Regions from separate parts of the Homo sapiens genome. Here region 1 is linked to region 2. A link is an interaction called in ENCODE POLR2A ChIA-PET data of the cell type or tissue named here. Cell type or tissue: PC-3. All regions are shown on one strand. Each heading gives the region's core, and the rest is flanking DNA. Links, peaks and the distances in the headings are about the cores only. Region 1 overlaps NR5A2 (nuclear receptor subfamily 5 group A member 2). Region 2 has its middle 150 kb from the start of NR5A2.

Region 1 (2,827 bases), core at 294-2,793, 200 kb after region 2:
CTGGAGAGGCATGTTTAGTACCTGCAAGAAGATATTTAATAACTTTCTTAGAGGAAAGATTCAGAATCACCAGTTACATTGAGTTGAATGAGGAGCATTAGCCGTCAAAAGAATCTGTTTTTCCACTTGTTGCTTGGATAAATGGATAAAAGCCTGCCAAGGACTTCAGTCCACCAGCTGAGGGTACCATAGCTAAAATACTCCCAACAGAAGGGCAGGTCCCAAACCACACAGGCATGCTTTTCAATCACAGAATAAAATGTAGTTGTTTTCGTCATTTCAGCTTGTGACCTAAATGCCTCATTTTCATGTTTGAAAAGTTACCAACTTTATTTCAGTCCTATTTCCCTTCCTCTGTGGTATTTCCCAGTCAGTAGACCACAGTCCTGTGGGTTATATCAATGCCTAAAGCAGAGATCAAATCAAAGCATACCACATAACTGGTTAAAATGAAAGCTCATTCCGAATTAGTAAATAATGCCCGCCTGTCTTCCACATCTGTCAAAGTCTCCCAGCTCAGATGGACACCTCCATAAGCTGATCCATAGGAAGCCAAATACTTGCAAACAGCCTCTTAATTGCTCATTTGCAGTTGGACAAAATGCTAAATGCAGAAAGACTTCAAAGGCAATGGAATCTGCATTGAAAACAGGATCTCAATACACATAGTCGCTTATTGTTGCAAAATTAGAATAACAAATGTTCCCAGCATGAAGCCAACATAAACTTGCCTGAGTATTATTCAACCTGAAACATAGTCTACCTTTTTTTTTTTTTTAACAGCAATAGAAGAGGCATACTTAGCACTCTGTTTGTTATTCTATACTGTTCATTTTAATGATATATTTAGGTCTCCCTGACACTTTGTATTTTTACGTGTAATTACCCATATTAAAAAAAAAACACCACTCATTAGTGTTCTGTTCTACTGACTTAATTATGCCCCTTAATTAAATCTCAGCTAACAGGGGGTCACCGCAGTGTCAGTGGGATTTGTCACTGTTTGTCAGCAGGTGTCTGGTTGCATCTATTTCTGGTTTTCGTATGGTTTGAATCTATTTAAGAACTTGCTACAACCCCGTCCTCCCCTCCACACCAACCCCAAATGCCAGAGACAGCATTCTCATTGGAGGGAAGAAGCAGTATCTATTTGACAGGCAACTGCTTCCCAAAAGCTTGTTTGTAAGAGGAAATTTTTGTTTTCATTACTCTAGAAAAAATCTCCTGATTAGGGGAAAGATGCTTAAAACAGACTTGGATAAAACAGATGCACTATTTAAAAGATGAATAGGTTTACATTCTAAAAATTATGATCATATTTTTGTATACAATTCTAAAAGTTCCTTGAAGAACAAAAAATATATTTTGTTGCTGCTGTTATGAGAAGAACATCACATTAGGTGTTTTGCATCATCTGGCCATTGGTGTCTTTGTACAGAGTACTTTGTATCAATTATTTGGTTCACGTTTTTCATTTTAAGAATATAAAACAAATTACAAACATATGAGTCAAACCGAAAAAAATGTCTTTTGTGTGACTAATGTAGGGTCAATAGGAATTTAATTCTTGAATGAGAGGCAACAAATTACAAATACTTATTATTTGGAATGAGTCTTAGTATTAAGACTTATATGTCTTCACATTTCACATTAGAATGTTTTAAACTCATGATTTTAGTATATTAATTAAGGGAGATATAATTCCCATGTTTCTGTATATAATAGGCATCTAATGTTGATCTGAATAATTGATTAGTCCAGTCAGGCTTTTATAATTAGTTGTCAGCTTTTCAGTGTAAAGCCCTCAAAACACCTGCTGTGCATCTACAAAGGTCTTACATATTTATTAGTGTTTTTAACCTAAAAAGGCATGCAACCTACCTGAAAAGCATTTAATTTTTTTTCTGGAACTAAGATGACCCTTCCAACATATACCCTAAGAAACTAAGGCTATATGTCTCTGAGTTTTTCAGTCTAGAAGATTTTGGACTGAAATTCTGATTTTTAAAAATCATAACACTTATCTTTATTTAAAGATAAAAATGTCACAGTTTTTCTATGGAAGTTTTTCAGAACTCATATTTCTAATAGTAAGGTTAAGCAAGACAATGGGTTACAGATATCAAACTATCAACAATGTAAAGTAGTTTTGAGACTTCACTGTCATTATTGTATAAGCAATTTTATTTTTCTGGGTTTACCTACAAATGTGGTAGTCACAGAAGAAGAAAAATAATTTAAAGAAAAATTTATAATACTCAGCTTATTTATTTCTGAAATTCAAATCAATTCATTTCATCCTAAAAAGTTAACTCCAACTGGCTTTTCTTAAGTAACAAATGTCATCATTTGCTGTCCAAGTAATTTTCAATACAATGCTCATTTGATGTTGCCTCTAAAGTTCTTATCACACAAGTAATAAGTAATCCATACATTACATATATGTGTACATTTTAAAAACCATTTCAAATGGTGAGATAAGAATTTTTATGCATTTTATGGATTCCTGTACAGCCTCCTCATTGTCATTAGATAATGAAAGGCTTCGCCATGTGTGTATCGTAAAGACCTACTAAGCAATATGAACTCTCCAGATTGCTTTACATTTACACAGTTGAAGTATATATATATACAGTATTGTACAGTATTGTACAGCAATATTGTATAGCAATGTACAGTATTGCTGGGCACAGTGGCTCATGCCTGTAACTCCAACACTTTGGGAGGCTGAGGCAGGTGGATCACCTGAGGCCGGGAGTTCAAGACCAGCATGACAAACATGGAGAAACCCCGTCTCTACTAAAATACAACATTAGCCGGGCATGGT
Region 2 (2,827 bases), core at 4-2,503:
ACTGATTAATAAATATCTGAAACTTAAAAAAAAAGGAAAAAAGAAACCCATTTTTCTGACAATTAAAACAAAAGGAAACTGAAAGAAAGCAAAAAGGAGGAAGAAACTGACAAATGCATAACAGGAAAGGCATACACTATTTTTTCTTTTCGAGATGGAGTCTTGCTCTATCACCCAGGCTAGAGTGCAATGGCACAATCTTGGCTCACTGCAACCTTCGCCTCTCAGGTTCAAGTGAGCGTCCTGCCTTAGCCTTCCAAGTAGCTGGGATTACCGGTGCATGCCACCATGCCCGGCTAATTTTTTTGTATTTTTAATAGAGACGGGGTTTCATCATGTTGGCCAGGCTGGTCTTGAACTCGTGACCTCAGGTGATCCTCCTGCCTCCACCTCCCAAAGTGCTGGGATTACAGGTGTGAGCTACTACTCCTGACCTGCACACACTATCTTATGTTATAAAGATAATGTGGACAAAGTACCTGATCACACATGGTAAAAACTCAATCATATTTGTTGAATAAATAAATTAATGACTGACTCACTTTGAAGTAACTGCAATAAAATCAAACTCACTATTTTATCTCCAAAACTCATTATTTGCTGACTTCCCTTCTTCTGTAAAAATGTAATCATTTTATGTTACTCAAGTCAAAACCCTGGAACCATCTCTGCTGTTCTTTTTGCCTCTCCCCTCTCAGCTTCGATTGTTTAAGGATAATTAATTCTTCCCCCATCAGGTCTATTTTATTCATCCCTTTCTGTGGACTCTGATCACCTGAGTCCATATCTCAATATGGATTAAACAAGCATTTAGTGTATGTACATAACATGTCCTGAACCCGTCTACTAGTTATATATCCTACACCAGTCTATAATTGGAGTTACTTCTTGCCTTCAATGAGTTCAAATCAGACATATAAATAATACAATATGACAAAAGTAACCATGGAGCTATTTATAAGGAAAGCACTAGTTGACCAACTCAACCAATTTATAATCATCTTCCCTGTCTTGTTCTCTTTAATCTCTTCCCTTTCAGATAAAATTTTTTGCTATGTGTACCTTGAAGGATTACTATGCACCAGGCATTTCTGTAAGTAACAAGTGTTTTACATAATTCACCTCATTCACTCCTCACAATAGCTCTAGAGATAGGTGGTGTTATTATTTAATACCTCCATTTCAAAAATAAAGGAGCAGTGTTTTTTAATCACAATTAAAAATAAAATTTTTTTTCTCACCCCAGTTAGGACGGCTATTGTCAAAAAGACAAAAAATGACAAATGATGGTGAGGAAGTAGAGAAAAGGGAACTGTCACACACTGTTGGTGAAAATGTAAATGAGCACACCCACTGTGGAGAACGGTATGGAGCTTCCTCAAAAAACTACAAACAGAATTACTGTATGATCCAGCAATCCCCCAGTTGGGCATTTATCGAAAGGAAAGGAAATCATTATATCAAAGAGAAGTCTGCGCTCCCATGTTTATTTCAGCCATATTCACAATAGCCAAATTATTGAATCAACCTAGGTGTCCAACAACAGATGAACAAATAAAGTAAATGTGGGATATATGCACAATGGAATACTATTCAGCCATAAAAAAGAATGAAATCCTGTCATTCGTGGCAACATAGATGGAACTGGAGGAAATCCTGCCATGTGAAATGAGCCAGAAACAGAAAGTCACACATCACATGTTCTCACTCACATGTAGAAGCTAAAAAAGTTGATCTCATAGAAGTAATAAGTAGGACTGAGGTTACCACAGGCTGGCAAACGGATGGAAAAAGGATGAATAGGGAGGGATAAGTAAGGATTTGTTAAAGGATGCAAAATTACAGCTAGATAGGAGGAATAAGTTCTAGTGTTCTATTCCACTGTAGGATGACTACAGTTAACAATAATATATTATATAGTTTCAAATACCTAGAAAGAGGATATCAAATGTCCCCAGTACAAAGAAATGGTAAATGTTTGAGATGATGGATATGCCAATTATCCTGATCTGATCACTATACACTATATTTATTGAAACATCACTATGTAGCCCATGAAAATGTACAATTTGTCCATTTAAAAATTAAAATAAATCATTTTAAAAATCAAAAAAATCAATTTTTTAAATGAGAGAAATAAGGACCAGAATGAATAAATTACTCGCCAAGTTTACACAGCAAATAAATAGCCAAGGCAGTGTGCCTAATTCATTCAGCACCCAGACCGTTCACCACTGTATTGTACTGCACGTTAACACCAGACTAATTTTCTTTTTTTTTTTTTTTCTTTTTTTTGAAACAGAGTATCACTCTGTCCCCCAGGTTGGAGTCCAGTGGTGTGACCTTGGCTCACTGCAACCTCTGCCTCCCAGGTTCAAGCAATTCTCCTGCCTCAGTCTCCTGAGCAGCTGAGATTACAGGCATGCACCACCATGCCCAGCTAATTTTTGTATTTTTAGTAGAAATGGGGTTTCACCATGTTGGCCAGGCTGGTCTCCAGTTCCTGACCTCAGGTGATCCACCTGCCTCGGCCTCCCAAAGCACTGGGATTACAGGTGTGGGCCAACGTGCCCAGCCTGGATTCAGTTTCTTAAACTATTCTGTCACTTGCTCTTCCAAAACCCATTTTCCACAGAATCAAATCCTTAGGAATTTTCAAGGCCCTTTTTATCTAACCACAACCCACTATACTAACCTTATTACTTCCCAATGCAAGCTCCATTCTCTTCAGGATGAACTCTATATTATTTCCACATGTATCGGCTCATTTCAACCTGCTCCCTTTCCAGCCTGACTTGGCCTCCTCCTCTCCAACTGTTTAAATTTT

Evidence for each region. ChIA-PET counts read pairs that join two places held together with the same protein. Peaks named below come from ENCODE experiments on the same cell type or tissue, not always from the same donor. Only the 100,000 strongest peaks of a DNase experiment are listed, where the experiment ranks them.
Region 1: POLR2A ChIA-PET joins it to region 2 with 8 read pairs; 2 of 35 experiments call an interaction of 5 or more read pairs at or near these places.

The regions. Positions count from the first base shown.
Region 1 is chr1:200,081,004-200,083,830 of GRCh38, forward strand. All of the region lies in intron 5 of NR5A2 (nuclear receptor subfamily 5 group A member 2), which reads left to right. Among named protein-coding and RNA genes, the nearest start is that of NR5A2, 55 kb to the left of the region's middle. RefSeq lists enhancers at 1-481, 482-1,167. In PC-3, for the core only: no CTCF peak of the experiment used is centred there; a DNase peak (open chromatin) is centred at 1,528.
Region 2 is chr1:199,877,683-199,880,509 of GRCh38, forward strand. It overlaps the pseudogene LOC107985114. Among named protein-coding and RNA genes, the nearest start is that of NR5A2, 150 kb to the right of the region's middle. In PC-3, for the core only: no CTCF peak of the experiment used is centred there; no DNase peak of the experiment used is centred there; H3K27me3 peaks cover 504 bases.